Linked DNA regions of Homo sapiens: region 1 is linked to region 2. Evidence: chromatin loops called from intact Hi-C (ENCODE). Cell type or tissue: heart right ventricle. All regions are shown on one strand. Links, peaks and the distances in the headings refer to the core of each region. The heading gives the core; the rest is flanking DNA.

Region 1 (5,390 bases), core at 237-5,236, 190 kb before region 2:
TAACCTTGAAAAGAATTCCATTTTCATTTTTATTTTATTTTTTTGAGACAGTCTCACTCTGTCACCCAGACTGGAGTGTAGTGGTTCAGTCTCTGCTCACTGTAACCTTCACCTCCCGACTTCAAGCAATTCTCATGCCTCAGCCTCCCGACTAACCGGGATTACAGGAGTGCACCACCACGACTGGCTAATTTTTTGTATTTTTAGTTGAGACAGAGTTTCACCATGTTAGCCAGGCTGGTCTCAAACTCCTGGCCTCAAGTGATCCACTCACCTCAGCTTCCTAAAGTGCTGGAATAATAGGCATGAGATACCGCACCAGGCCCAATTCCATTTTTGTAAAAAATAAAAAATACACACATGAAAAGAATGGCAGGATATATGTCAAAATATTATCAGTGGTTATTCCTTGAATGGTAGCATTTATTTTCCTCTTTTTGTTTCTCTGTAGCGTCTAAATTTTCAACAATATACCTATACTAATACACATACAATTTATCCCTACATGTGATATTATGATGTATATATAATTTCTACAATGTATATGTATTACTTTTGCAAAGTAAAAAAATACATACTCATATTTTTGGTAAGTTAAATTTGTGTGTGTACATGAGTATACATTTGCAGGCTTCACCTACATTTAAAAAATTGTTTTTAATTGTTTTTTATTTATTTATTTTGAGACGGAGTTTCACTGTCACCAGGCTGGAGTGCAGTGGTGCGATCTCAGCTCACTGCAGCCTCTGACTCCCAAGTCCATGCAACTCTCCTGCCTCAGCCTCCCGAGCAGCTGGGACTACAGGAGTGCGCCACCATGCCCAGTTAATTTTTGTATTTTTAGTAGAGACGGGGTTTCACCATGTTGGCCAAGGATGGTCTCGATCTCCTGACCTCATGATTCGCCCCCTCGGCCTCCCAAAGTGCTGGGATAAGAGGCATGAGCCACTATGGCCCAGGCAGGTCTTGAACTCCTGAGGCTCAAGAGATCTGCCTGCCTCGGCCTCCCAGCATGCTGGGATTACAGGCATGAGCCACCAAGCCCAGCTTTAAAAAACAATTATTGAAAGCCCCTGACTGCTGGGTGCAGTGGCTCAGGTCTGTAACCCCAGCACTTTGGGAGGCCAAGACGGTGGAATGCCTGAGGCCAGACTTTGAGATCAGCCTGAGCAACATAGTGAGACACTGTCTCTACAAAAAATACAAAAATCAGTGGGGTGTGGTGTTGCATGGCTACGTACTCAGCTACTTGAGAGACTGAGGCAAGTAGACTGCTTGAGCCCAGGATTCAAGGTTACAGCAAACTGTGATTAAACCACTGCACTCCAGCCTGGGCAACAAAGTGAGACCCTGTCTCTAAAAATAAATTAATAATTTTAAAAAGGATGTACTTATTAGATAAGACAAGAAACAATACTATTTTAACCCACAAAAAATAATACACACGAAAGAAAAAGATTAAGAGAGACAGAAAATAATACAGTGGTTACTAGGGTTTGGAGGGAAGAATGAATAGTGGTTATTTTTAAGTCTGTGTACAGACTTTCGGTCTAGGATGATGAAAAATTCTGGAGCTGATGGTTATAGAGCAAAGTCAATGCGCTTAATGCCACTACTATACATTTAAAAATAGTTAAAATGGTGTATTTCACATTATATATATTCTAACATAATAAAGAATTTTTTAAAAGGATTAACATAAGAAAGTTTTATAATTCTTCATTCTCAATAATTCAAAATTTCTACTTCTATAAGGAAGATATATCATTATATAAACTCATATTTCTTTCAACACTATGAATGAGCATATTATATTATATTACATCAATCAAAGAATATAATTTGATTAGCCAAACATCTAAAATACGTCTGGAAATATGATATTTTCATTTTAATACATAAAACTTTGAATTTTTTTGTTTCCAGAATCCACCTAACAATTAGAGGATACTCATCCAATCTGCAAATGACAGACTCTTGATATTCTTCTTATTCCTTACTTTCATCTTCATTGCCACATTAATTGATTTGGGCTAATTCAAGAATTTTTAACAACTCAGAAAATGTCATGGAGTAAGAGTTCTCACAAACTATTCTGATACTACTTAATTAGAAGAATAAATTTAAAATTTTGGACAAGAGCCGGTTTTCTTATATCATCTTCACTCACTTAACTGAACAACTTAAAATATGACCGTCCTTAAAGAAACTAATACATCTTTAAACTTTGAAAAAACGTATCTATACCCCCTTCCTAACAGACAGTTAAAATTAAAAACTTACAAAAGCAGCATGCTTTCCGCGAAGTCCTCTTGTACACTGTTGTCTCCATGGCTTCCAAATAATAAAGCCCAAAAGGTACAAAACAAACATAGATGTTTTTGCAAAGGTGCTGAAGAATGGTTTGTTGTACTGGGTAAAAACATACTGTAGAGGAAAAAGTTACACAGACAACTCTGAGATGACCTTAAACCTTATTACTCATCTCCAAAATAAAGTCACTACATGATTTTTAACTCTTCAGAAGTTCACTTGGAAAGAAAAAGTCAAAGCGATTACAAAAGTATTTTAGATCCATTTCTGAAGACTGTATCGGCCTTGCACACAGAAGGGCACCACCAAACAAAGCAGCAACAGCTGCTAAAAGAAGTTGGGTTTACCATTCGTTGGGACCTACCACGAAACAGTGCCTACACTAGGAGCTAAAGAAAAGTAAGACAGGGCCAGGCGCGGAGGCCCAAGCCAATAATCCCAGCACGTGGGGAGACCAAGACAGGAAGATTGCTTGAGCCCAGAATTTCAAGACCTGCCTGGGCAACATGGCAAAACTCCGTCTCTGCAGCAAAATAGAAAAATTAGCCAGGGTGGTGGCGTGCACCCTCAGTCCCAGCTACTTGGGAGGCTGAAGCGGGAGGATCCCCTGAGTTCACAAAGGTTGAGGCTGCAGTGAGCCATGGTCAAGCCACTGCACTCCAGCCTGGGCAACAGAGCAAAGACCCTATCTCATAAAGAAAAACAAAAGAGAAGGAAGGGAAGTTATCCTGCCCTTGGGGAGCTTAACATCTAATAGAGGAGACATATATATGAAGAGAATACAGCATCATGTGCCAAGTAACAAGAGACGGGTTCAGGATGCCACGGAGCACCAAAAGGAGACTGACAAATTTCAAGGTTATGGACGTTTCCCAAGGGAGACTGTTTTTTTGTTTGTTTGTTTGTTTTTAGTGTATTGTGAATATAAACTCACAATTTTTTATATCCTAAGAAAATTCCTAGTTATATCCACTAAAAAGGCATAGAAAAAAATGACAATCCAGGAGGAAAGTGCAACTCTAGGACGTAAATGGTGGTCCACGCCATTTTACACTAAAAGAAACAATGGCTCTGGCCAGGCACAGTGGCTCACACCTATAATCCCAGCACTTTGGGAGGCCGAGGCGGGTGGATCACTTGAAGTCAGGAGTTTAAGCCCAGCCTGGCCAACATGGCGAAACCCTGTCTCTACAAAAAATACAAAAATTTGCAGTACATGGGGGCACCTGCCTGTAATCCCAGGTACTCTGGAGGCTGAGGCAGGAGAATCACTTGAACCCAGGAGTCAGAGGTTATAGTGAGCCAAGATCATGCCACTGCACCATTCCATACTGGACAACAGCGTGAGACTCTGTCCCCAAAAAAGAAACAATGGCTCCTATAATAAATGGCCAAATCCAGGTATGGAGCAGAAAATGTACAAGATGGGCCCAGGGCATCTTGTGGTGGAAAGAAAATGTTAAAGATTAATAAGATGTCAGGCACAGTGGCTCACGCCTGTAATCCCAACACTTTGGAAGGCCAAGGCGGGTGGATCACTTGAGGTCAGGAGTTCAAGACCAGCCTGGCCAACACAGTGAAACCCAGTCTGTACTAAAAATACAAAAATTAGCTGGGCGTGGTGGCAGGTGCCTATAATCCCAGCTACTCAGAAGGCTGAGGCAGGAGAATTGCTTGAACCTGGGAGGCGGAGATTGCAGTGAGCCGAGATAGTGCCATTGCACTCCAGCCTGGGTGACAAGAGCAAAACTCTGTCCCATCTCAAAAAAAAAAAAAAAAGATTAATAAGGCCATATTAAAAAGACTTAAAGAATTCCAGCTAATAAATACAGAGGGAATAACTCAAAAAAAAATCACCATTTTGCAACCCCTAATGAAATACTTTATCTAGACAACTTAAACGTGGATATTCAACTATTACCTAAAAGTTGGTGAGGAATTTTATAGTACTTAAATTGGCATCATCTAAAGTGAGACTTGCAGTCATTATGTATGTCATGCTGGAATGTTACAGGAAGTACTCAGTACCCCAAAGTATTCTTTCCTGAAAACTAAACCTAAATCAAGACTTTACACCTAACTACCACTTTACAAGAAATAAGAGAAAAATAACAAGTTAAATGATACCCCAAGGAAACAATCAGCCAAATCCAGAATGTGTGATACATCCAATAGGAAAAATGACCCAGTTTCTCCAACAAATTTATGGTATTAAAAAAAAGGAGGGAAGATACAGTTAAGGAGTAAAAGATACCACAAATGCAATGCGTGATCTTCATTTAGATCCTAACAAACTTAATGGGAAAAAAAAGTGCTTGACACCACCGGAGAAAACTGGACTGGAGAAAACTGAACATAGACTGGATATCAGATGATCTTAAGGAATTACAGTTAATTGTGTTAACTATGTTAATGGCATAGTGATTATGTTTAAGAAAATTAAAAGTCCTTTTCAGTTTAAAGTAAATAGGAAAGAAATCGTGGGTGAAATGGCATGTGACATATGCTTTAAAATATGCTTTAAAATGCTCCAGGAAAAAAAGTTTTGAGGAGAGGTTGATAAGGTTGGCAAATTTGGTTAAGTGCTAAAGCTAAGTAACGAATACATGGAGACTCATTATAATATTCTACTTTGTATATGTTAGAAAATAACCATAATAAAAAGACTGATTTTCTTTTTGAAATACACACTTTATCTCCAAAGTTTGTTTTTCTTTTTTTTTTTTTTTTTTTTTTTTTTTGCTAAGGAGTTTCACTCTTGTTGCCCAAGCTGGAGTGCAATGGCATGATCTCAGCTCACTGCAACCTCTGCCTCCCAGGTTCAAGCGATTCTCCTGCCTCAGCCTCCAGAGTAACTGGGATTACAGGCACCCACCACCACACCCAGCTAATTTTTGTATTTAGTAGAGACTGAGTTTCACCATGTTGGCCAGGCTGGTCTCGAACTCCTGACTTCAGGTGATCTGCCCACCTGATCTTCCCAAAGTGTTGGGATTTCAGGCGTGAGCCACTGCGCCTGGCCCTATCTCCAAAGTTTAATGAGCATAACTGGTTGAAGAAGTAGAGACATTACATAC
Region 2 (5,390 bases), core at 139-5,138:
TTATTCTCCTTACCTACAGCACAAGATTCATTATTACTGAGACAGAAAATGTTGAATGACATTAGTGAACATTTTCAGGAAATAACATTGAAATAGTAGAAGTCAGCTCTCCAGTCTCTCAAATACTGTTTATATTTAAAGTCAGAAAATATGTGTAGGAGATGAGTATGTTTATTTGTACTACACATATGATAATATCCTAACAAATTTTTCTTCCAGCTTAATTTCCTAATTTTATTTTCTGAAGAGTTTTTTTTTTTTATTGGATTATAGTTTACTGAAAACATGCCATTCTTCTTTACTGTTCCTATAATAAGCAAAAAAAGTTACTTTTGTTTCTTTGTTTTTCAGGAGCGCTATAGTTATGTCTGCCCAGATTTAGTAAAAGAATTTAACAAGTATGATACAGATGGGTCAAAATGGATTAAACAGTATACTGGAATCAATGCTATCTCAAAGAAAGAGTTTTCTATCGATGTTGGTTATGAGAGATTTTTGGGACCTGAAATCTTTTTTCATCCAGAGGTAATTTTTTTTAACGGAATTGTTTAAAAGTATTCAGCAGCAAATATGAATTAATAGATATTCAGAGAGAATTAATCTCAGAAACTTTTATTAGTACACTAAAAGTTTGAGTTTTTATGAAAAGTTTATAAAACATTTTATGAACTTTTTAAAGAAAAAATTTGCTTTTGTTAAAATAAGCAAAATTGTTGCTATTTTTTGCAGATTTAGAAAAAACTTTTTAAAAAATATGTGTGGCTTATGGGGGGGTCATGAAAAGAGGAGAGCCCTTAAATTTTTTTTTTCTTCCCTCCATCATGGACTCAGGTAAAGTTTTGTAATTGAAATAAAATATTTTGGGAAAGGTTCTAGAAAGCTCCCCCCCTCCCTATTTGTGTAAAATGACCATTATACAAAGAACCTTCAATTAACCATTAAAATATATAACTAGTAGCAAAATAGTCTTCTGTCTATGAAGTTTTAGCAACATAAAGGCTTTATTAAATTAAGAAATACATACTTTTAATAATGGAAAATTCTTCTGGTAACTTAGTATCAGAATTGTAACTTTATTAATAGAATTACTAATATTACGTACTTACTCTGCTTATTTAATGTTAAGAATAGTTATTTTTAAAATTTTGTTTATTCACTCAGCAAATGTTAAATGGTTTGAATTTTCATGATCTCAGCTTAAGCACTGGGTATTCAAAGATGAAAAATTATTTTATCTTGCTCTTACTGAGCTCAAAGAATAAAAGAGATGAGTATTTAAACACGTAAGGTTATAGTTGCTTTAATGAGTGTATGTATCTGCTGAGGGCACAGGAACAAAGAGCATGTAAGTCTGCTTGGGAGAACATCTCAGGGGAGATAATGGTTGAACTGAGACTTAAAGGATGAATGGGTGTTTGTCAGTCATGTGTGGTAGGGGAGTATATGTATTTTTGTCAGAAGGTTAGCTAGGCAGAGGTCTTAGACATGAGAGTGCTGGAAAGAAAAGTATAGAGGACAGATTGGTAGGAGAGGGATCCAGATAGGTATTCATGGACCCAGTCTTGAAGGGCAGATATGTTATGCAAGGGAGTTAGCTAGATTCTGTAGTCATGCAAAAATTTTAAGCATAGAAGATAATTGTGTACCATATTAGAAAGGTTACTCTCGCAGCATTGGTTTGGACGGGTTGGAACAGAGGTGTGAATTGTGTTGGAAATAGGTGATTTTACTATAGTATTTTAGATGAAAGATGAATAGTATTTGTGGGTCAGTGAGAATGAGGAAGGAGGTGAGAGAAAAATAGAATCAACATAATCAGTAATTGCTTAGATATGAGGGGAGTAAGAATATGAGGAATCTGTGATAATTCACAGGTTTGTAACTTGGGCAACCCAGTGTGCCATCCACTGAAATTTGTAATACTGAAGGGGAGGAGTAGGTGAAATAGACAAAGATGAGTTTATTATATGCATCTTTTAAAAGGTTCAAAAACAAACACTTGGGTGTTGTAAAGTCATCACCCTTTGTGGGGCACAAAGGAAGAGGTTGGCTGAGAAGGGGCTGTGGAGTAGAAAGGTGAAGAATAGGGCCTTCGTGAACACAGACACGTGGACAGGCTGAGTAAGTAGAGCCTGCAAAGAATACTGAAGATGACAGAGAGGTAGAAGCCAAGCTAAAGGATTATGGTCATAAAATTGAGAGAAGTGAATGTTTCAAGAAGGGAGGGTAAATAGTGCCAGTTGCTGCAGTGAAGTAACATTAGAGGAAACCTTAGAAGTACTTGGAGTTTTTCAGCATCTAGGTTATTGATGATCATAGGGGAGGCGTTTCAATGGAGTGATACGTTAGAGCAGCTTGTTACTTATCTCAGTGAGAGGTGAAGGTTTGGAAATCAGCAGTCTGGACATTCTGAGAGATGGCTATGAAAGAAAAAGACAGTGGACGAGTAAGAATTCAGTTGCAAGAATAAGGCTCAAGATAGTTTTAAATTTTTAAGAGGGCTTACTCCAGTTACAGGAGGGAAGGAATTAAGTATAGGTACAGGAAAATGAACTAGGAAGGGCAGAAGCACAGGTAGGTAGTTGAAGAAGTTCATCATCATAGTTCATAGTTTTAATTTTTTTATGAGGTGGAATCAAGCTTATGTTTTGGGAGAAGGGACTGGACTAAAATTGAGGCCGAAGCGGGCAGATCACGAGGTCAGGAGATCGAGACCATCCTGGCTAATATGGTGAAACCCCGTCTCTACTAAAAAAAAAAAAAAAAAAAAAAAAAAAATTAGCTGGGCGTGGTGGTGGGCGCCTGTAGTCCCAGCTACTCGCGAGGCTGAGGCAGGAGAATGGCGTGAACCCAGGAGGTGGAGCTTGCAGTGAGCCGAGATCACGCCACTGCACTCCAGCCTGGGCGACAGAGCGAGACTTCATTTCAAAAAAAATTGAGGGCTTGTGAAGAATAATGACTTTCATATTTACTGTTGAGGGGAATTGAGAGGGTGACTAGTGAGTACATATTAATAGTATGGGGCATCCATTCTTTACTCAAGGTAGCAGGTTAGATACCCAAAACTTTTAGTTGTGCAATAGTGTCCTCTCGCCTCCCCCAGACAGTTGTGGGAAAGGAGGAAAAGGTTTTGATAAAGCAGAGATTAAAGTATTACAGCATAGAGGAGAGAGCAAGTCCTGAAAGCTGAATTACCTAGGGATAGTGAGGGTACAGGTATTGGAGATCATGATGAAATGACACATAATAATTGTGAATTGGTAGCAGAGGAGTGAGCATGAGAAGGATAAGGAATTGTGGTCAGACTAGTATACTGGAGTGTGAAGGTTTTTGGTGGTACATTTTCTTTGCACTTTATCAAAACATAAAGATTAAGAGGATGTATACACACAATTTTAAAGGTCAAATAACACTGACAGACTTAAAATTAGCAGCTCTTCACCCTCCTGCTGCCATTGTGTTCTATAGAGCATCCACTAGCTTTTAGTTATTGCTCTTGGTAGTAACCCCCAGATTTCTAAATACTGTGATGGTATTGCAGGAACATGGATGGAGCTGTTTCTTGATATGTCACTGTTAGTGGTTTAAATGCTAGCCTCCTTTCAGATTAGTTCTTTCTAGACTCTCTTTTCTTCCAGCCTGCCAACATGTTAGGTTATTGTTATTAGGTAAATCAATAGTATTGTAATATTTATAGTATTATACCTGAGACTGTTGTTCACTTTTGAGGCAAGTAGTGTAATGTGATTCTTTTCCCTTAAAATTCAGCTTTTCCTACACTTTCACCTTGTTTATTCATTTGCTTCATTTTCTTTTTTTTTAACTTTAAGTTCAGGGGTACATGTACAGGTTTTTATATAGGTAAACTTTTGTCATGGAGGTTGTACAGATTGTTTTGTCCCCAGGTATTATTAAGTCTAGTATCCGTTAGCTATGTTTCCTGATCCTCTCCCTCTTCCCACTCTCCACCCTCCGATAGGCCCCAGTGTCTGTTGTTTCCCTCCGTATGTACATGTTTACTTATCATTTAGCTTCCACTTAAAAGTGAGAACATGCAGTAATTGGTTTTCTGTTCTTGCACTGGTTTGCTGAGGATAATGGCCCCCAGCTCCATGCATGTTCCTGCAAAGAACATGACCTCATTCTTTTTTATAGCTGCATAGTATTCCATGGTGTATATGTACCACATTTTCTTTATCCAGTCTACCATTGATGGGCATTTAGGTTGATTCCATGTCTTTATTTTTGTGAAGTGCTGCAGTGAACATACATATGCATGTGCCTTTATGATAGAACAATTTATACTCCTTTGGGTATGTGGGATTGCTGGGTTGAATATTTATGTTTTAGGTTCTTGAGGAATTGCCACACTGTTTTCCACAATGGTTGAACTAATTTACACCTAATATACACCAAGAGAGTATAAGCGTTTCTTTTTCTTTCCAGCTTTGCCAGCACCTTTTTTTTTCTTTTTAAATTGTATTTATTTTTTAAAAATATTTTCTCTTTCCTTCATTTTTTAGGAGGGATGGTGTGAGAATATTTTTTGAGTTTTTAATAATAGCCATTCTGACTGGTATGAGATGGTATCTCATTGTGGGTTTGATTTACATTTCTCTAATGATCAGTGACGTTGAGCTTTTTTTCTTAAGATTTTTGGCCACATATATGTCTTCTTTTGAAAATTGTTCATGTCCTTTGCCCACTTTTTAATGGAGTTGTTTTTTCCTTGTATATTTATTTAAGTTCCTTATAGATGCTGGATATTAGACCTTTGTCAGATGTGTAATTTGCAAAGATTTTCTCCCATTCTGTAGGTTGTCTGTTTACTCTGCTGATAGTTTCTTTTGCTGTGCAGAAGCTCTTTAATTAGATCCCATTTGTCATTTTTTGCTTTTGCCATCTTCATCATGGAATCTTTGCCCATACCCGTGTCCAGAATGGTATAATTTGCTTCATTTTGTTTGTACAGTCATTTATTCATTCATTTATTTATTGGGGTTTGAATTAACTTTCTTGTTATACACGGTCTGGAAGGGAACCGAGGAGGGTGGGTCTCATTCTATATAGAGGATTTTAACAGTTTCTTTTCCAAACAGGATTGAAATATTGTATTCATTGTTTTTTTGCCCCCTGATTCATCCTTGGTCATTTACCTTTCCTTTTAATTCTCTTGCTGTCATTTTAGCGGAGAGTCAAGAGACGGGAGAGATAACCACATGTAGCTGGAAGTTAGGACAGATTTTTGTATGGGCCATTTATATGTGAGTAGATTAATAGAAGTGTGTCAGACCTCATTTCATTTAAGGCACATCAATTAACTTGAAATTGAAATCTTAGAGAAGAATATTAAAGCTCCAAGTTGGGGACAGGAATTAGAAAATTGCAGA

The links. Hi-C counts contacts between places; a loop is a spot of excess contacts. Peaks named below come from ENCODE experiments on the same cell type or tissue, not always from the same donor. Only the 100,000 strongest peaks of a DNase experiment are listed, where the experiment ranks them.
Region 1: it touches region 2 in a loop (2.8-fold over the local background); 23 of 110 quality-filtered maps call a loop at or near these places.

What each region holds. Positions count from the first base shown.
Region 1 is chr2:113,748,142-113,753,531 of GRCh38, forward strand. It overlaps SLC35F5 (solute carrier family 35 member F5), which reads right to left. Exons shown (of 16, transcript NM_025181.5): 4 at 2,284-2,427. Among named protein-coding and RNA genes, the nearest start is that of SLC35F5, 5.8 kb to the right of the region's middle. In heart right ventricle, for the core only: no CTCF peak of the experiment used is centred there; a DNase peak (open chromatin) is centred at 2,809.
Region 2 is chr2:113,941,835-113,947,224 of GRCh38, forward strand. It overlaps ACTR3 (actin related protein 3), which reads left to right. Exons shown (of 12, transcript NM_005721.5): 8 at 352-525. Among named protein-coding and RNA genes, the nearest start is that of LINC01191, 35 kb to the right of the region's middle. In heart right ventricle, for the core only: no CTCF peak of the experiment used is centred there; no DNase peak of the experiment used is centred there.